Regions from separate parts of the Homo sapiens genome. Here region 1 is linked to region 2. Evidence: chromatin loops called from intact Hi-C (ENCODE). Cell type or tissue: pancreas. All regions are shown on one strand. Links, peaks and the distances in the headings refer to the core of each region. The heading gives the core; the rest is flanking DNA. Region 1 holds the start of LOC105378068 (a long non-coding RNA gene). Region 2 has its middle 20 kb from the start of TFB1M.

What was found. Hi-C counts contacts between places; a loop is a spot of excess contacts. Peaks named below come from ENCODE experiments on the same cell type or tissue, not always from the same donor. Only the 100,000 strongest peaks of a DNase experiment are listed, where the experiment ranks them.
Region 1: a loop joins it to region 2, with 2.8 times the contacts of the local background. A loop is called at or near these places in 23 of 110 quality-filtered maps.

Annotation. Positions count from the first base shown.
Region 1 is chr6:155,509,859-155,520,816 of GRCh38, forward strand. It overlaps LOC105378068 (a long non-coding RNA gene), which reads left to right and starts at 4,986. Exons shown (of 3, transcript NR_134597.1): 1 at 4,986-5,090; 2 at 5,390-5,436. In pancreas, for the core only: no CTCF peak of the experiment used is centred there; no DNase peak of the experiment used is centred there.
Region 2 is chr6:155,328,955-155,339,912 of GRCh38, forward strand. No RefSeq gene overlaps it. Among named protein-coding and RNA genes, the nearest start is that of TFB1M, 20 kb to the left of the region's middle. In pancreas, for the core only: no CTCF peak of the experiment used is centred there; no DNase peak of the experiment used is centred there.

The DNA.
Region 1 (10,958 bases), core at 1,873-9,872, 180 kb after region 2:
AGTCCATGGCCTTCATTGTATAGATGAGGAAATGAAGACATACAAGGTGACTTGCCCAAGGTCACTCAGTGTTAGCTGACATTGGCACCTTCCTCTATTACTCTCAGACAACTACTTGTTTTTTACAAAACAAAATCTCCATACTATAGTACCATAGTTTCAAAACAAGACTGTATGGTGAACAGCCAGTCTTATTAGGTAAAGTATTTCCATGCCAAATGTAAGTCACATAGGGCATTTTGTTCTTGGAGTAATTAAACAATATGACCCACAAAAGTTGAAGGATTATTCTCAGTTGTCTCCTGCATCTATTTTGGTACAGGAATGTAAACATGGAACAAGAAGATGGCTGTCACTCAAAATAAATTGCTGCATTGGCCAGACGTTTTGGCTTTTCTGGTTGAGGGCCCAGTGGTACATTGTGCTCTTGGCTTCCAGAAAATGGAGTGGATCCCAAGGCTGCTGGTTCATGCAACTGCAAGACCTAGTATGTTTTTTCTTACTATTAGCCATGTATAGGCTGCAAGTCCTTCGACCAGGATGATTTAACAACTGAGTCAGTTGATTATATAGAGAACCCCACTCTATCTCAGTGTACTGATTTACACACCTTAACTAGCTGCAGAAATCAGATGAATTTCACTTAATAATGGGGTAGATAGGATCCAGTATGGCGCCCACTATTATAGTTTCTTCACTATTTTGCCCCTTCTAAAAGTGGCATCTTTTTTTTCCACTATTTTTGACCACTTGAAAAAGAGACCAGGAAACAAGGATAATGAATGGGCCCCATATCAACCAGTTTTTTTTTTTTTTTTGGTGTTTTTCTTATAATGTCTCCCATTTAAATATTCTTTCTGTTTCTCTAAATATCACTCCTTTGCTAGGTCTGAATCATCCTTAACAAGTATATTTTTTGATACCGTTGTATTTTTCAGGGGAAAAGGAAAAAAAAAACCTTTTTATTTAAGGATTTTTGAACACTAATATCTTTTACCTAGAAAGAATTTCTCTTTTTACTTAAGTTTGAACCAGGAACTTGAAACACTATACATTTTCTGTTACCTTTGGCAATAAAATTAAATCTGAAGTGAAAGAACTGAGTAATCTACAACATATCCATTTGTCAATGTAACATCCTGAGTAGCACACTTTAAACTTTTAAGCATATACATTTTTAAAAGATCTCCCTATAAATAGCTAATGGGGAAAATCTTGATGTATGAAAGCTCCGAGTCATCTGTCTCACCCCACTGCTACTGTCATGAGAGAGGGAACAGAATTTGTCATTAATGGTTCAGCTCATGGGGAAGTCCCTTTCTGAATTTGAAAATGGCTGTATATGTTTGCAGATAATGGTCCAGGTGCTTTTAAGTATCTTGTATCTAAGGAACATGATTTTTAAAATCATAATTTAGAAATAAAATTAAGTAATTAAAATAATAAAACATGTCAATGGGCATTATCATAGAAAGTTTTTGAAACTCTGTAATTTGGGTCTAGTCGGTCAACCCTGTCTTATGGATGACAGTGGCATAGGCCAAGATGTAGGTCAGGATGCTGTAACCTAGTGGTCAGCTAAGGAATGCTGCTGTATGAGATTGAAGTGAAATTAGTTTGTACTACCATGCATTGGCCTTGTAGAAGTCCAATGCCCTCATCCAGAGTTCTGTGACTCTCTGGGATGGGGAGGCCGGAGCTTATATTTTCATGATCACCTTTGGCTCTGTTTGTGCATCTGATGAAGTATTCTTCATTCTTCACCTTGAGGCTGTCCCTACATCTCAATCCTGGTGTTGACACAAAGGGTTTGGTCAGCGATTGGTGTTTTTGATACTCTTTTCACCCTAGAGCAACCTTAATGCAGGTTGATTGCATGAAGTTTCCTTAGTGAGAGGGCCCATCATTGTTCAACAATTGTAAACAACATGAAATTGTACATTAGAAAATCCTTGCCATTTATGAACCAAAGTTGGTTTTCCTTCAGTTTGTTTTGCATAAATTTTTTTTAAAAAACCTAATTAGTACATGTGTTAAAAATTTTCAACAGCATGGAAGGGTACTCTTGTATGCAAAAAATATTCTTACATGAGATCACCAATTAGCCTGCTCTGAGGTGACTACGGTTAATAATTTGTATTCTCCTATAATATTTTTAAACATATATGTCTCAATCCTTCTTTGTAAACAAAATATCACACTATACTTAATATTTTGTACCACTTTGCATTTTATACGAAAAAATATTTTTGAGTAATCTGATATCAGTATCTAAAGACCTGTTTTATACTTTGAGTAGCTGCATAATAATATTTCATTGTATGAGACTTTCAGTAATTTATTATTTCTTTTTGTTTTCAAACACCAACTATTAATAGAATCAGATATACTATAATTTATTAACCAGCCAGCTCTTTACAGATATTCAAGATGTTTCCAGTTTGTTGCTATTTTTTTTTTTTTTTTTTTTTGAGACGGAGTCTCGCTCTGCTGCCCAGGCTGGAGTGCAGTGGCACCATCTCTGCTCACTGCAAGCTCCGCCTCTCTGGTTCACGCCATTCTCTCCTGGGCTCAAGTGATCCTTCCACCACGTCCTCTGAAAGTTCTGGGATTACAGGGATGAACCACTGCACCCAGCCCTGGATAAATTTTTATAAGTGAATTTTTTTGGATTAACAGGTATTTGGATATTTAATTTAACACATATGGCTAAATTGGTCTCTTTTAGAATCAGCTTGTCTGGTTCCATCATCCCCAAGATCTCATTTGTAGTTTCATTTGGATCACATTGAATTTATTAAATGTTAGGGAAAATAATATTTTATGATTGTATCTTACTGTGCAAAACCAGAGTGGCTTGCAATGTGTTTGTCTTATTTTATGCCTTTTAGATTTTAAATTTTCTGTGTTTTTGACTCTGTTCATTTCTTGTTAGATTTTTTAAAATTAAACTTGAAATTTTGACATAATTTGTAGATTCATTCAGTTGTAAGAAATAATCCTGTGAGATCCCAAATTTTACTCAGTTTTCCTCCAGTGTCATCATCTTGTGAAATTGTAATACAGTCTTGCAACCAGGATAATCAAATTGACAAAGTCAAGATTTAGAACACTGTCATCACCACAGGATGCCAGGACAAACTCTTTTGTAGCCACACGACTTCCTACCCTATCTTCTATTCCTACTCTCCAAGAATCACTAATTTGTTGTTCCATTTCTATAATTTTGTCATTTCAAGAATGTTACGTAAATAGACTCAAACATGATATAACCATAGAGGAACAGCTTTTTTCACTCAGCCTAATTTCCTGGAGATTCATCCAAGCTGCTGTATGTATCAATAGTTTGTTCCTTGGTATTATTGAGTAGCATTCAATGGTATGGGTGTACCAAAGTTTATTGAACTATTCCCTACTGAAAAACATCTGAGCTGCTAACAGTTTTTAAAATTTTATTAATAAAGTTTTATAAAGATTTATGTACATATTTTTTGTCAATATGTCTTCATTTCTCTGGGGTAAATGCCAAAGAGTCCAGTTACTGGGTTATAGATAGTTGAATATTCTGTTTTTTTGAGTCAAAGAAATTTTGCCTAGCATTCAATGGTATGGGTGTACCAAAGTTTATTGAACTATTCCCTGCTGAAAAACATCTGAGCTGCTAACAGTTTTTAAATTTTATTAATAAAGTTTTATAAAGATTTATGTACATATTTTTTGTAAATATGTCTTCATTTCTCTGGGGTAAATGCCAAAGAGTACAATTACTGGGTTATAGATAGTTGAATATTCTGTTTTTTTGAGTCAAAGAAATTTTGCCTAGCCTTATAGCGTAGATATGTATTTTCTCCTGTGTTTTATTCTAAAAGATTTGTAAATCTATGGTTTACATTTAAGTCTGTGGTTAATTTTAGAATAAATTTTATATGAAGTGTGAGTTCTAGGTTGAAGTTCTTTCTTTCTTTCTTTTCTTATAGATGGTCAATTGCTCCATCACTATTTGTTAAAAACATTAGCTGTCCTCCATGAATTGATTTTGCACCTTTGTCAAAAAGCATCTGAGCATGTCTCTTGGGCCTATTTCTGAATTAGTTTGCCTTTTATTTTCCCTAAATTACTTAAAGTTTTTTTTTAAAATCATAAATGAGTTTTTGACTCTTTAAAAAAATACTTTTTATGCGTGATTGATATGATCATACAAATTTTCTTCTTTAATCTGTTACTGTGGTAGATTATGTTGATTGATTATCAAATGTTGAACTGCCTCACATAATTGAAATAAATTCTAATTAGGTATAACCTATAATTCTTATCCACTTTAGTGTCTGATTTGTTATTTTGTTGAGAATTCTTGCATGTAGGTTTTAAGAGATACTGGTCTGTAAATTTCTTTTTTTGTGTGTGTATTATCTTTGTTTTCGGTATCATAGTAACAATATTCATTGGGAAATGTTCCCTACTCTTTTATTTTCTGGAAGAGATTGTATAAACTTTGTATTAATTCTTTTAATATTTGTAAGAATTCTCCTGTGAACCAATCTGGGCCTGAGGATTTCTTTACTGGATGCTTTTCAGTTGCAAATTCCATTTCTCTAATGGTTTATAGCACTATAATATGGCTATCTCTTTTATTTGATTGAGTTGGTAGTTTGTGGTTTTTGAGGAATAGTCCCATGTCTTCTAAGCTGTTGAATTTATGAGTACGTGAACAGAAGTTTTCTGAAAAGGAATTTGGAAGGAAGAGATTTTATTCCAGTGAACAGTTTGCAAATGAGGGAGAAGCAGCCTTTAGTATAAAACAAAGGAGCATTCCAGAGAACAAAGGAAAGGCTCATGTATTTATAAAGTCCCAACCCAGGTTCCCAATCAGGTCGATTTATGCAAATGAAGGATTGAAACTTGATTAGTGCTGATTGGTCAATGCAGCTAAGTTCTGATTGGTTGGTTCAGGTGAGCTCTGAAAGTTCCAGTAATAAAAAGGTTGAATTTTGGAGGGAACTCAGAGTATTTGTGTGACCTCCAATCAGCAAATGGCTGCTTAAGTCTATTTTGAGTTTATATCCAGTTAGCCATTCGGGATCCATCTTGAAGTATTGGCTCTTTCAGATTTATACTTTTTCAGAAGTATATTGTTCTGCAGTATTTTCCTAATATCTTTTTAATAAGTATAGTGTCTGTATTGTTATCTCCTATTTCATTCTTAATATTGGAGATTTTTGTCTTCTCTTTTCTTATTTTTGTCAATTTTGCTAGAGATTTATTAATTTTTTTAAGAACAAGCTTTTTGTTTTATTGTTTTCCTCTTTCCAATTTCACTGACTTTTTGCCTTATCTTTATGATTTCTTTCTTTCTGCTGGATTTGAGTTTATTTCACTTTTTTTCCCCTAGTTTCTAGAGGTGCAACTTACGGACTTGAGATCTTCCTCTTTTCTCACGTAAGTATTTAGTGCTATAAATTTTCCTCTCAGTACTCTGTTAGGTGCATACCACATATTTTGAAATATTGTATTTTCATTTTCATTTAGTTTTATGTGTTTTTAAAATTTTTATTTGATACTTCCTCTTTGACCCATAAATTATTTACAGTGTATTATTAAATTCCAAGTGTTTTAATATTTTTTATTTAAAACAATTTATTAAAAAATTTTTTCTATTTATTTACTTATTTATTGAGACTGGGGCTCACTTTGTTGCCCAGGTTGGAGTGCCAGTGGCATGACCTTGGTTCACTGTAAGCTTCACCTCCTGGGCTCAAATGATCCTCCTACCTCAGCCTCCAGAGTAGCTGGGACCACAGGTGTGCACCACTACACCTGGCTAATTTTTTGTATTTTTTGTAGAGAGGGGGTTTTGCCATGTTGCCCAGGCTGATCTTGAACATCTGAATTCAAGCAATCCACCTGCCTTCGCCTCTCAAAGTGCTGGGATTACAGGCGTGAGTCATAGTGCCTAACCGAAACAATTTTTTTTTAAGAGACAGGGTCTTACTATGTTGCTCGTACTGGCCCTGAACTCCTAGGCTCAAATGATCCTCCTGCCTCAGCCTCCTGAGTAGCTGGGACTACAGGCATGTGCCCAATGTTTAGAGATTTTTCCATAATTTATTTTTGGTGTTGATTTTTAGCTTGATTCTATGATGATTAGAGAATATACTCTGTATAATTTTTATATGTTTGTGGAACTTTTGTTTTGTAGCTCAAGATGTGGTCTTAGTGAACATTCCATTGGCACATAAAAAGATGTGTGTTTTTGGGTGAGGTGCTCTAAACAGGCCAATTAGATTGTGTTGTTTAGGTATTCTACAGCCTTGTTGATTTGCTGTCTAGTAGTTCTATTAACTGCTGAGAGGGAGGTGTTGATGGCCCCAACTATAATTGTGGATTTGTCTATTTCTCTTTTCAGTTCTATCAATTTTGTTTCATGAATTTAGATGTTTTGTTGTTTACTGTATTAATATTTGGGATCATTATGTCTTCTTGATGCATTTGTCCTTTTATCATAATGTAATGTCTTTGACTATATAATTTTCCTTGCTCTTAAATCTACCTTGTCTGACGTTAATATATCCACTCCTGTTTTTGTTTTAAATAACATTTCATGATTTATTTTTTTCCATCCATTTACTTTCAACCTACTTATGTCTTTAAATTTTAGGTATATTTATTGTGAACAGCATATAGTTGGGTCACTTTTTATTTTATCTACTTTGCCAATTTCTGCCTTTTAATTGTTGTATTTAAACCATTCATCCTTAAACTAATTTTTGACATGTTAGTGCTTAAGTCTGACATTTTATTTTTTTGATTTCTGTTTGTTTCCTCTGTTCTTATTCTTTCTTTTTTCTTTCCTTCCTCTGGGTTATTGAACATTTAAAAAAAAATTCTACCTTGATGCATTTTTGAGATAGGAATAGCACTGAGTGGTTTCAGGGGGATGGAAAAACCCCAAACAACAACTAAAACAAGAATCAGGCAAAGAAACCACACAATAACAGAAAATCCAAAACAAGGGAAAGAAAATGGCCAAAACTCTGGTCAAGGTGACTTGTCCATGACTGTTCCAGGTAAACCCAAATGAGGGAGAAGGTGGGTGGTAAGTGGGGGAGGGGTCCCTGAAATCCCCTCCTTTTCCAGAATACCTAGTGATTACTGCACCCCCTCATTAAAGAAATATCCATAAAATAGGAACGCTGGGTGGCCACAGGAAAAACGGAAAGATATCAAGGAACAATTTCACATAACAGCAAGAAAGGAACTGTTAAAAATTAGCTATAAGGACAAGGGCGAGCCTGGGCTGAGAAGACCCTAACAAACAGGACAGAGGCTAAGCTGGCTGACACCAGCTGGGTCCAGCGAGGCACTGGATTTGATCCATGCCCTACCAAAGTCCTAATTATATGCTCATTACCATACTAAATCACACACCCACCATTGCCATGACAGATTCAAGCATGGCCATATTTAGCGTAAAAATGGGTGGGCCCTTAGTTCTCAGAAATTTCTGCCTTTTTCCTAGAAAATCTCCAGATTATTCTACCCCTAATTAGAAGAGCCTATAACATTAGTAACCCAAACTCCATCGTGCATGACTCTGTCGTGAGTACGCCTGCAGCCCCGCCCTTGAGTGCGTACTTTCACTTTGCAGTCAAAGCTCCTTGTCTTTTCATTTCATTCTGACTCCTCCCTGAATTCTTTGTTATAATGGTGTCAAGAACCAGCTAGGGCTGGCGTCTCACTGGCATCTGTAGACCCACCTAAGCCCTCCGGCAGCATCTCTGGGACTTTTGAGTGCATCACTCTGTATAGTTTTCTTAGTGGTTGCTCTGGGTATGAAAATTTACATCTATGATTTATCACAGACTACTAGCATCAACGTGTTGCACTTACAAGTTAAGTGTGGAAGCTTTACGCCCATTTACCCTCTACCTTTCCCATTTTTAAATATCATTGCCTTAATTATTAGATGGGGTTATAATTTTTGTTTCAATCATAGCATGGATGTTAGGAAGCTCATGAGGACAGCCTATGGTATTCCATTCCTCACTGTGTTTTCTTCTTTCTTAATGCTCAGAAATACCTTAATTTGGCTGGGCACGGTGGCTCATGCCTATAATCCCAGCATTTTGGGAAGCTGAGGCGTTGGCGCATCACTTGAGGTCAGGAGTTCGAGACCAGCCTGGCCAACATGGTGAAACCCCGTCTCTACTAAAAATACAAAAATTAGCTGGGTGTGGTGGTGCATGCCTGTAATCCCAGCTACTCAGGAGGTTGAGGCAGGAGAATCGCTCCGGGAGGCGGAGGTTGCAGTGAGCCAAGATTGCACCACTGAACTCCAGCCTGGGTGACAAAGTGGGACTCCGTCTAAAAACAAACAAACAAACACAACCTTCATTTTTATTGCATTTCTGTCTGAAGAGCATCCTTCAGCCATCTTGAAGGTAGGCTGCTGGAGTACAGCTCCCAGCTGGCACTGCTTAAGGTGGCTGAAGGAAGGCCACCAGGACTGTCACCTCACATTGCCTCACATTGTCTCTAGGTGAGGGAATGACACCTCTGGCCTAGGGAGACAAAGAGAGCTTCCTCGGCTGGGTGCTGTGGTGGAGGCCTCCTTGACAGTGCCTGATGCCCCCACCAGACAGTGTCTCTAGGTGGAAGAGAGAAGAACCACAAGGAAGGGAGAACTTACCTTGGCACCTCTTAGCCCTGGGGCTTCGGCTCCGTCCCTGTGGTTCTGCCTGGCTCCTGGGATATTGTGTGCAGAACTTCCACTAGATTCCAATGTTGTTAGGTACCTGGGCCACCTTCTGTCGTGTTTTGGGAGTGGGAAATGCTAGGCCTGGGTTGCCTTCTGTTACGCAGGGGTTGCAAGATACCCTGAGGTTGTGTTGTTCACAATATAACTCTTCAGTCCTCTTGAGGTCCCAAATCAGTTTGCCTTCCTCTTACCACTTCTCCTTTGATTTTCTCCTGCCTTCTATCCAGGGTTTATCATTGTACTTAGCAGGGAGAAGCAAGGAGACCTAGTCTACACTAGTCATCTTGTTTGAATAGAAATCCCTTTTGTTAGAATTTTAAAAATTTAGATTGTTCAATTCTTAAATATCCTTTAGCCACCACAAAACAAAGGATTTCTCACTGGCTAAATTGTCCCATATAATGCTTGTATTCTTGTCTTTCCAATTTCATCTCTAATTCTCCCCTATTCTCACTAAGGTTTTCTAGAGAGCCAGAAATTCACACTTGATTATGCACAGAACTCTGCTCTCTGCAGCCCCTAACCTATAACTCTGCCCTAAGCCCTTTGGTCTGTCTCAAACCCATCAATGGGCTCAGTTGAACAAAAGAGTCTTCTGCTTCTCTGGCCAGCACAAAAGATAGGCAGAGACCCAGGGTAAGAACATTTTCCTTTCACAGTATCCTTTGTCCTTTGAAGACATTGACTGTTTTAAATAGTATCTTCTATCACCCCTACGTGTTAACACTAATGTAGACAGGGCATTTTTTGCTCCACCTTTTGACCAAAGACTATGATCTCCTTAAAGGTTGGGATTACATCCCTAACACCAAGCAAAGTGCCAAGCACAGAGAGGGACTGTAATAAATGTGTGTTAACTGGTAGGAATAAAAGGCAGGCTGTTAAACTCTTTCTTCACTGTGTCAATAGGTTCAGCATGACAATAATAGGTCTGGAGGGAAACTGAAAGGTCAATTAGTTCATCTTTTTGCTTCTGTCCAAGAACACACACCAGATAACTAGGTAGCCAGTCTGATTTTAAGTACTTGGAAAGAAAAGAAAATTACAGTTTCCTTTAGTAATCCATTCCAGTGTTTAACAACTCTCATTGTCAGCAAGATTTTCTTTATATCTAGCCTAAATGTCTCTCGTTGCATTTTTAAACCTTAGCAGGTAGAAATGTGCAGCCAGGATTTGAATGGTCTTTATTTCTTTAATTACTTTTGAGCAAGTGAACAAGTATTTATGAGCTAAATACTTTCTTTCCATGCATCAGGTCCCAAACTATCCTTTATCTGAATATATGTGCATTTACCTGTCTTCATCATTTGGCTCTGAACTACCAGTGCCCTGATATTAGCTCCTTCCTGTGGAATATTGATTGTGTTAATGGTTTCAGTTTGCACCAGCATTCTTTGGTAGTGCCTTCCCGCACTGACTCTGGGCTTAACCACATGACTTGCTTTGGTCGATGGGACAATTGCAAATTAGATGCAAGCAAAGTCTTGAAGAAACTCTTGAATATTTCTGCCTCTTTTCTTTACCTCACTGTGATAACTTGCCCAGGCCAATTTGCTGGAAGGATAAGACAGCAACCTGGAGAAAAACTGAGTCTTCCACTGTGAGGCCATCCAAGACCAGACAGCTCCTGACCGACACACCAGCTGATCACAGACAGACACATAAGGAGAGCTTAACTGAGATTAGCGGAGCCTGACCCAGGTCATGAGAGATAACTGCCCAGTGGATCCATAGACTCATGATAGATAATGAGTGGATGTTGTTTTATGCCATTAATTTCTAGTGTGTTGGGTTTGCAACAAAAACTGATCCTCTCCCTAGGAGGAGCTTCACTGGTGGAGCTTGACCTCAGCAAGAGGTTCTCCCTGCTGCTTCTCTAACTCTTGTTGTCTTACCTTCTTGCCTGTGTATCTCCTTCTTGCTTTGCTCTGAGTGGTCAACCAGCATAAACTACCTTGGACCACTCCGCCAGTTTTTGACCCTCAGCTTCATGAGAAGCAGCCAACATTCTAGTTGTTTACCATTGCACACATTTGGTGCATGCTTATATGTCCCTCTGTTTTGTAATCCCTGCTCCTGTATCCTTGCTTTATGACATACTGATAGAGCATTTCGCATTCCAACAATACTGATATATTATTATGAGATTGTATTCTGAGTTATAACCAAATGTATTTCAGAGTAATAATGCCCCCTGGGAGTT
Region 2 (10,958 bases), core at 2,096-10,095:
TGTGGAAATTATGCTTAGCATTTATGTTGCACTTTATACTCTTAAAGGATTCTGCAATTATTAATTAATTATCCCACACAATAGCTCTATGAGGAAGGTCAGTGTCAGTAGCTTTATTTTACAGATGAAGAATCAGATAGCAGTTAAGCGATTCCCCCCTTCCCACCTCAACATTTAAAGATCTCATGTCAAAGCAGACCTGGGGTGGGGGCAGCAGGTAAGTTACAAAGTGACTGAAGAGTAAACAGACTAGGGCTGCCTCTTGCCCAGGCTCCACTTCCTTTGATCTGTCTTTTGAAAGCCCTCTGAACATAAGCTAGGTTCTGGACTTGCATACTGCCTCCCTGGGCAGCCTAGTTGCTCTTGCTGTGCTTGTCTTTTCTACATATCCACTGTTGTGTGTGTAATTTTAATTTCCTTTTCATTCATTCATTCATTCATTCATTCATTCAATGAAACTTATTTGGGCATTTATTGTAGTTGATTTGGTTAGGAATATAGAAATGAAAAACATGATTCTTGCCTTTGAGGAACTTCAATTTCTTAATAGGGACACACACAGACACACACTGCTGGAGGACATGGGATGAAAAAGGTGTTAATTCTTCTTGGCAGCATCACGAAGGTCTACACTGAGGAGATGGTGTTTGAGCCAATCTCTTGATAATGCCATGCTTGTGATCCAAGCAGCAGGATCCTGATGGTCCCTAAAGGAGAGATGATAGAAGGTATCCTGAATGTCGGCGACTTCACATTTGCGAAGGCCAAAGCCTGTTAGGTCAGGCCTCCTGTTGGCTAGTGTGATAGACTCTTATCCTATAGTGTTTTAATTATTTGTGTGAATGTTTTCCCTTTTTACGAGACTAGAAACAATTTTAAAATGAGGACAAATTCTGACGGCCCACAGCATATTGTAGGGAATAACAGCAGGAATAGCTACCATGTATCGAGTAAATGAGCCTATTCTGTTTAGTGCTTTACATAGCTGATTAAGCCTGCCAAAAACCTTTGAGGCAGTATTGTTCCCCCACACTGTTTTTTTTTTTTTTTGGGAAAGTTTAAGTAATTTGCTCATAGCTACATAGTTCTGTGTGCTATTGAACAAGCTTATAGTCCCCACATGTAGCTTATAGTCCACGGCAGAAGACAGACATTAACCAATAATAACCATATATCAATGTATAATTACAACCTGTAATAAAGTCTCTGAAGGAAAAAACAAAACATGCAGTATAGGAGAAGCTAGCACAGAATGACCAGATCTGCCCTTGGGCCAGTAGACGTGAGGAGAGATATGAAGGAAAGGCCAAGGTCAGGGAGCGCGTACCTGGAGGTTCTGATGGTGAGGCTGAGTAATGAAAGATACGTGGGTGTTAGGTAGTCCAAAGAGAAAGCATGTGCAAAGGCCCTGGTGTAGGAGGGAGCTGGGAGTATCTGAGAATCAGCAGGCAGGTCTGCTGTATAGAGGAGATGACTGGAGAAGGAGAGGTGGCACATCTTGTAAGATTGTGTAGGCTAGGATAGAGCTTGATGTTTAGAAATGATAGGCATTGCATTCGCAGGTTTTAAGGGAATGCATTCTTTGATGAGATGAATAGTCAATCTGGGTGCAGTGGGGAGAGCAAATGGGAGAGGAGTCAGAGTGTGAGAAGGGAAAGTGGTTAAGAGGGTATTATAGTAATTCTGGGGTGAAATAATGGTGAGGCCAGGGTGGCAATGGTACACAGGGTGAGAAACATGTGTGTGAGATATTTGCAAAGTCAAGGACAGGTCTTGGCGATGGGTGCGAAGAAGTGGGGTGGGGAGGGAAAGGAAGGTGTCAAGGCTGATTCCCAGGTTCCTGGCTTGGACAGGTGAATGGTTGGAGATATATATAGGATGTGGTTTTGTATGCTGGAGGGGGACCAGGAGTTTGAGAGGAAGGGTTCTTGAGTAGGTGGCAGAGGAATAATTTGAATCTAGGTCTGTTTTTCATCAAAATGTGCTTCTCATCAATTCCTGAAACATACACATATTTTTGGAAATCCACACTGAATGACTCTTCCATCTTGCTAGTTCTGATCAGCTTCTATTGTCACCACTGTGATCTTCCGGAAGAAATGCATTCACTTTTGTTGCATAATCAATAAGTGACATCGGTGGGAGAAATGTCCATCCGGACCGGAAGGTATGGGAGGTCCTTTTTGGGAGGTGATACCTGTAATTCCTCAAACCTTGCTATTCAGCAGTGAGAGTTACGCTGCCTACGTTGAGCTCTGGCTCAAACTGCTAGGGTTTGAATCTTGCCCCATGACTTGCTATCTCTGTGATGTGGGCATATTGTTTAACATTTCTAAGCCTCCCTTTCTGTAAAAAGGAGATAATAACAGTATCTTCTCCATCATGAAATTGGCTGAAAGATCAAGGCTGCTGCTAGCCCACAGGACACCTTTGTGTGAATTAGAGAAAGGCTCTCATTCCTCAAGTGAAAAAAGAACTTTTGAAGTTAGTATATTATATACTATCATTAATTACAATTATACAAACATAAAGTCATTCTGAATAAATACTGTACATCAAATGATTAAACAATGTAATATTCATTTTGAATTTTTAATTACAATTAGAAAATCAAATTTATAGATAACAAGTCAAAAATTTTAACAGCAGTTAATTATAAAATTTCCATAGCAACAAATAAACAAGTGCTCTAATATAATCAGCAGATTGTTACATAGTAATCTCTAATTTGTCAATTTAATACATACTTTGTATATTATTGATGCTAAATTATATTAGCTATTACCTAGTTATTTGTATCATAATGAAAATGCCTGTATACTTAAAATAGAACTCTGCTATCTTACTTGAGTACAGAAGACAAGTGCCAGAGTATATGAAGTATAAAGATTTGAAAAAAATTTAAGATACTAATCAGTTAGTACTTCAGTGAGAAAAAAATCTTATTTAGAAATGTAGGTTATTTTGAATGTTGTTAGATCATCAAGATCTTTTAATAATCAAATATATTCTTCCTTTGTAAGTCCAAGCAAAATGTAATATATATCAATCCTATTAAGTAAGACATTTTACTGCCACCTGTCAGTAAACTATCTTCATAAATATATAGCTCTGTCATCTTTAAAGTTAGCCAAGTTATGATAAAAATATGAACAGTCTTCAAAATGATAAAAAGGGCTATGATGTGACAGTCTTTTTAGTTGTGCTACTCTCATGCAATGTCCAACCTAAACCATTGTATGCATTGGTGCTGGGAAGGATTACAAGAGATAATTCTATAAAGTACTTTATATGCGTAAGGACTATTATACACTGAGTGATCACTGGATGTTAGTGTTTTATTTTTTATTATTAAACCTATGTTGTAATTGTGGTGTTTTAAAATGCCCTAGTTGAAGTCCTAGTTTCTTTTTTTCTTGGAGACAAAATTTCGCTCTTGTTGCCCCGACTGGAGTGCAATGGCACGATCTCAGCTCACCGCAACCTCTGCCTCCTAGGTTCAAATGATTCTCCTACCTTAGCCTCCTGAGTAGCTGGGATTACAGTCGCCTGCCACCACACCAGCTAATTTTTTGTATTTTTGGTAGAGACGGGGTTTCACTGTGTTGTCCAGGCTGGTCTCAAACTCCTGACCTCAGGTGATCTACCTGCCTCGGCCTCCCAAAGTGCTGGATTTACAGGCATGAGCCACCGTGTCTGGCCTCTAGTTTCCTTTTTGATTAGTACTGAATGTAAATTGTCAGTGTGGATAAAGTAGTTTAAAGAGAGATGCTCGGCTGGGCGTGGTGGCTCATGCCTGTAATCCTAGCATTTTGGGAGGCCGAGGCAGGTGGGTCCTTGAGGTCAGGAGTTCGAGACCAGCTTGGCCAACATGGCGAAACCCCCATCTCTACTGAAAACACAAAAATTAGCCTGGCGTGATGGCGGGCACCTGTAATTTCAGCTACTCAGGAGGCTGAGGCAGGAGGATCACTTGAACTTGGAAGGCAGAGGTTGCAGTGAGCTGAGATCATGCCACTGCACTCCACCCTGGGTGGCAGAGTGAGACCCCATCTCTAAATAAATAAATAAATAAATAAAGAGAGATGCTCTACACTAAATGGCAAAGAACTTTCTCAATTAACTCCATCTCTTCTCTTCACCAGAACCAAACTACAGCAGGTAATAATGGGATGCACAGTACCTCGTTTTTAGTTGAAATTGATTGCTTGTTCTCAGATTCACTATAGAGAACAGTCCATGTTATCATTTGTTTCAATGTTTTGCTTTAGTCCTTTTAATGACAACAGCCCGGGAAAGGAGCCCCAAGGCTGCTTGCTGAAATACAAATAATGTAGCCCAGTGTGTATTCTGTAGTGGGATATTCATGGGAAAGAAATGAGAATAATTTAATGCTCAGAGGTAAGCATATTTAAAGAAAAAGTAAAAATAGAAGTTTGTGTGCTGTTTAAAGTTATTTAGAAGGAAAAAGAGTCAGAGAGGATGAGAGAGGTTTTCAGAGACGAGAAGATAGTATTTAGCGAAAATGCTTGCAGAATGATCAGAAGACTAAGAAAACATGAGCAAAAGGAAGCAGTGGGAAGCCATGTGGAAAAGGTCAGGGGAAGGTTGGTAAGCAGCATGCAGAGAAAGGTGAAAACTGAAAGTTGAAATTTAAGGTTGAAGGCATTAGAATGAGATCAAAAGCAGAGAAACAGCTCAGTCACTGAAGCCAAGCCTGACGTTTCCATACCCCGAGGTGAGTACAGCACAGCTCTAGGAGCCCACTAGCAATTTTCTGCAGAAAACGTCAAAAGAAAAGATACCTAGCTGAGGGGAGACCAAGTTCCTTAATTTTGTATTTGTTGTTTTATTTTTAGAAAGTCATTTTGTTTTTAAGATCATGCCACAGTATTTTCAAAGGCCTTTGTAAAGAAAGATACCATATGCATTCGAAGTATTATTAGTTAGTTATCTGGGGTTAATTCTGGACAAATGTTTCTAAGAAAGATGAACATAAGGAAATAGACACAGAGAGAGAGTATAGACACAAAACAAAGCAATAGGGAAAACCTTGAAAGGAAGGAGAAGGGTGGCTCTGTGATGAGCAAAAAAACTACCAGTGAGAAGCAGAGACAGGGCAAAAAAAAAAAAAAAAAGATGTCTAAGCTCTGAGGAAGGGAAATCACTGATCAGAATGTTTTCCCATTACATATACATATAATCCATATATATATATGGATTTACGGAGTCTTGCTCTGTTGCCCGGGCTGGAGTGCAGTGGCTGGATCTCAGCTCACTGCAACCTCCACCTCAAGGGTTCAGCCTGCCTCAGCCTCCCTAGTAGCTGGGATTACAGGGGCGTGTCATGACACCTGGCTAATATTTGTATTTTTAGTAAGGATGGGGTTTCACCATGTTGGCCAAGCTGGTCTCAAACTTCTGACCTCAGATGATCTGCCTGCCTCGGCCTCCTAAAGTGCTGAGATTACAGGCGTGAGTCACTGCGCCCGGCCAATATATATGGATTTCCATTCTTTTATATCTCTCTCCACTTAAAAAATAAAGAATAACCTAAGTCAGACATCAGCAAACTTGTCCTGAAAAGTAGTAAATATTTTAGGCCCTGAAGTCTAGATCATCTTTGACACAAGGATTCAGTTCTTCCATTGTTCAGTGAGAGCAGCCATGGACAATGTATAAAGGAATTAGGGTAGCTGTGTTTCAATCAAACTTTATTTACAAAAACAGATGCAGGCCTGTGGGTTATAAGTTTGCTGACCCCTGACCTAAGGGATTTAATCTTCTCATTTCCAGATGAAAATATGAGTTCCGGAGTATTTCATTAAGCTATCCAGAGCCTCACAACTCAGTAGTGGGAAGCAAAAGTTGGAGAATAAGATGTGTTTAGTTATACATTCTGAACTTGGAGAGATACAGATCTTTTTAAGCAAAATAACATGAACTGTAATTTGTGCTCTCAGACACCTTCTGAATGCTTCACTCTAGATAATCAAGGCTTCTGAGTAGCTTAGGGGGCTACTGCATGAAGCAACCAAGCCATCCACGTCAATTACTTTGGATGGGTCATCTTTCTAAGATCTATTACATATGGTCATGCCTTTTATTTTATTTTTTTTGGCATTTATTTAATAACATTTATTTTATTTTTCCGTAAGTTATTGGGGTACAGGTGGTATTTGGTTACATGAGTAAGTTCTTTAGTGGTGATTTGTAAGATTTTGGTGCACCCAAACCTAAGCAGTACACACTGCACCCTATTTGTAGTCTTTTATCCCTCGCCCCCCTCCCGTGCTCCCCCCAGGTCCCCAGAGTCCATCGTATCATTCTTATGCCTTTGCATCCTCATAGCTTAGCTCTCACATATCAATGAGAACATGTGATGTTTATTTTTCCATTTCTGAGTTACTGGACTTAGAATAATAGTCTCCAATCTCATCCAGATCACTGCAAATGCTGTTAGTTCATTCCTTTTTATGGCTGTGTAGTATTCCATTGTATATATATACCACAGTTTCTTTATTTACTCATTGATTGATGGACATTTGGATTGGTTCCATGATTTTACAATTGTGTTGCTATAAACATGTGTGTGCAGGCATCTCTTTAGAATAATGACTTCTCTTCCTCTGGGTAGATACCCAGTAGTGAGATTGCTGGATCAAACTACTAAAAGAACTACTTTTAGTTCTTTAAGCAATCTTCACACTGTTTTCCATAGTGGCTGTACTAGTTTACGTTCCCATCAGCAGTGTAGAAGTGTTCCCTCTTTACTGCATCCATGCCAGCATCTACTGTTTTTTGATTTTTTGATTATGGCCATTCTTGCAGGAGTAAGGTGGTATTGCATTGTGGTTTTGATTTGCATTTCCCTGATCATTAGTGATGTTGAGCATTTTTTCATATGTTTGTTGGCCCTTTGTATATCTTCTTTTGAGAATTGTCTATTCATAGCCTACTTCTTGATGGGATTGTTTGCTTTTTTCTTACTGATGTGTTTGAGTTCGTTGTAGATTCTGGATATTAGTCCTTCATCAGATGTGTAGATTGTGAAGATTTTCTCCCACTCTGCGGGTTGTCTGTTTACTCTGTTGACTGTTCCTTTTGCCATGCAAATGCCCTTTAATTAGGTCCCAGCTATTTATCTTTGTTTTTATTGCATTTGCTTTTGGGTTCTTGGTCATGAAATCGTTGCCTAAGAAGGGTTTTTCCAATGTTATCTTCTAGAATTTTTATAGTTTCATGTCTTAGGTTTAAGTCCTTAATCCATCTTGAGTTGATTTTTGTATAAGGTGAGAGATGAGGATCCGGTTTCATTCTCCTGCAGGTGGGTAGCCAATTATCCCAACACCATTTGTTGAAAAGGGTATCCTTTCCCCACTCTATGTTTTTGTTTGCTTTGCCAAAGATCAGTTAGCTGTAAGTATTTGGGTTTATTTCTGGGTTCTCTATTCTGTTCCATTGGTCTATGTGCCTATTTTTATACCAGTACCATGCTGTTTTGGTGACTATCGCCTCATAGTATAGTTTGAAATCAGATCGTGTGATGCCTTCAGATTTGTTCTTTTTGCTTAGTCTTGCTTTGACTATGTCGGCTCTTTTTTGGTTCCATATGAATTTTAGAATTGTTTTTTCTAATTCTGTGAAGAATGATGGTGGTATTTTGATGGGGATTCCACTGAATTTGTAGATTGCTTTTGGCAGTATGGTCATTTTCACAATATTGATTCTACCCATCCGTGAACATGGGATGTGTTTCCATTTGTTTGTGTTGTCTGTGATTTCTTTCAGCAGTGTTTTGCAGTTTTCCATGTAGAGGTAGTTTGACTCTTTTGTTAGATATATTTCAAAGTATTTTATTTTATTTTTTGCAGCTGTTTTAAAAGGGGTTGAGGTTTTGATTTGATTCTCCACTTGGTTGCTGTTGATGTACGGAAGAGCTACTGATTTGTGTACGTTAATCTTGTATCTGAAAACTTTGCTGAATTCTCTTATCAGTTCTAGGAGCTTTCTGGAGGAATCCTTAGGGTTTTCAAGGTAAACGATCATATCATCAGCAAACATTGACAGTTTGACTTCCTCTTTACCAATTTGGATGTGCTTTCTTTCTTTCTCTTGTCTGATTTCTCTAGCTAGGACTTCCAGTACTATATTGAAGAGAAGTGATAAGAGTGGGCATCCTTGTCTTATTCCAGTTCTCAGAGGGAATGCTTTCAACTTTTCCCCATTCAGTATTATGTTGGCTGTGGGTTTGTCATAGATGGCTTTTATTACATTAAAGTATGTCTCTTATATACCGATTTTGCTGAGAGTTTTAATCATAAAGGATGCTGGATTTTGTCAAATGCCTTTTCTGCATCTATTGAGATGATCATGTGATTTTTGTTTTTAATTCTGTTTATGTGGTGTATCACATTTATTGACTTGTGTGTGTTAAACCATCCCTGCATCCCTGGTATGAAACCCAGTTGATCATGATGGACTATCTTTTTGATATGTTGTTGGATTCAGTTAGCTAGTACTTTAAGGATTTTAGCATCCATGTTCATCAAGGATATAGGTCTGTAGTTTTCTTTTTTGGTTATGTCCTTTCCTGATTTTGGTATTAGGGTGATGCTGGCTTTATAGAACGAATTAGGGAGGGTTGCTTCTTTCTCTATCTTGTGAAAAGGATCTCTGTCAAAAGGATTGGTACCGGCCGGGTGCAGTTGCTCACGCCTGTAATCTCAGCACTTTGGGAGGCCGAGGCAGGCAGATCACGAGGTCAGGAGATCGAGACCATCCTGGCTAACGTGGTGAAACCCCGTCTCTACTAAAAATACAAAAAATTAGCTGGGCATGGTTGTGGGTGCATGTAGTCCCAGCTACTTGGGAGGCTGAGGCAGCAGAATGGCATGAACCCGGAAGGCGGAGCTTGCAGTGAGCTGAGATCGCGCCAGTACACTCCAGCCTGGGTGACAGAGCGAGAGTCCGTCTCAAAAAAAAAAAAAGGATTGGTACCAATTTTTCTTTGAATATCTGGTAGAATTCTGCTGTGACTCCATCTGATCCTGGACGTTTTTTTGTTGGTAACTTTTAAATTACCATTTCAGTCTGTTCAGGGTGTCTAATTCTTCTGATTTAAGCTAGGAGGGTTGTATTTTTCCAGGAATTTATCCATCTCTTCTAGGTTTTCTAGTTTATGTGTGTAAAGGTGTTCATAGTAGCCTTGAATTATCTTTTTCTTTTCGGTGGTATCAGTTGTAATAATGTGAGATTATTTAGATCTTCTGTCTTCTTGGCTAATCTTGCTAATGGTCTATCAATTTTATTTGTCTTTTCAAAGAACCAGCTTTTTGTTTCATTTATCTTTTGTGTTTTTTTTTGTTTCAATTTCATTTAGTTCTGCTCTGATCTTGGTTACTTCCTTTCTTCTGCTGGGTTTGGGTTTGGTTTGATCTTGTTTCTCTAGTACCTTGAGGTGTGACCTTAGATTATCTGTTTGTGCTCTTTCAGACTTCTTGATTTAGGCATTTAGGGCTATGATCTTTCATCTTAGCACCACCTTAGCTATATCCCAGAGGTTTTGATAGGTGATGTCATTATTATCATTAAGTTCAAATAATTTTTAAATTTCCATCTTGATTTTGCTTTTGACCCAGTGCTCATTCAGGAACAGATTATTTAATATCCATGTATTTGCATTGTTTTGAAGGTTCCTTTTGGAGTTGATTTCCAGTTTTATCCCACTGTAGTCTGAGACAGTGCTTGATATAATTTCAATTTTCTTAAATTTATTAAGCTTTGTTTTATTGCCTATCATACGGTCTATCTTGGAGAAAGTTCTATGTGCTGTTGAATAGAATGTGTATTTTGTGGTTGTTGGATGGAAGTCTGTGAAGTCCATTTGTTTTAAGGTATAGTTTTAAGTCTATTGTTTCTTTGTTGACTTTCTGTCTTGATGACTTGTCTAGTGCTATCAGTGGAGTATTGGAGTCCCCACTATTATTGTGTTGCTGTCTCTCTTGTTTGTTAGGTCTGTTAGTAATTGCTTTATAAATTTGGGAGCTCCAGTATTAGGTGCATATATGTTTAGGATTGTGATATTTTCCTGTTGAACAAGGCCTTTTACCATTACGTCATATCCCTCTTTGTCTGTTTTAACCACTGTTGCTTTAAAGTTTGTTTTCTGTGATATAATAGCTACACCTGCTTGCTTTTGGTTTCCATTTGCATGAAATGCCTTTTTCCACCCCTATAAGTTTATGTGAATACTTAGGTGAGTCTCCTGAAGGCAGCAGATAGTTGGTTGGTGAGTTCTTATCCATTCTGCAGTTCTGTACCTTTTAAGTGGAGCTCTTAGGCCATTTACATTTAATGTTAGTATTGAAGGTACCATTGCATTCATCATGCTCTTTGTTGCTTGGGTACTTTGGTTTTTTGGTTTTTGTTTTTGCTTTTTAACTTGTATTTTTGTTTTATAGGTCCTGTGTGATTTATAGTTTAAAGAGGTTCTGTTTTGATGTGTTTCCAGGATTTGTTTCAAGATTTAGAGCTCCTTTTGGCAGTTCTTATAGTGGTTGGCTTGGTAATGGCAAATTCTCTCAGCATTTGTTTGTCTGAAAATGACTTTATCTTTCCTTCAGATATGATGCTTAGTTTTGCTTGGATACAAAATTCTTGGCTGATAATTGTTTTGTTTGAGGAGGCTGAAGATAGTCCCTTCTAGCTTATAGGGTTTCTGCTGAGAAATCTGCTGTTAATCTGATAGATTTTCCTTTATAGGCTACCTGGTGCTTCTGTCTCACAGCTCTTAAAATTCTTTCCTTTGTCTTAGCTTTGGATAACCTAATGACAATATGTCTAGGCAAAGATTTTTTTTTTTTTTTAAACAGTTTCACTTTTGTTGCCCAGGCTGGAGTGCAATGGTGCGATCTTGGTTCACCGCAACCTCCACCTCCCGGGTTCAAGTGATTCTT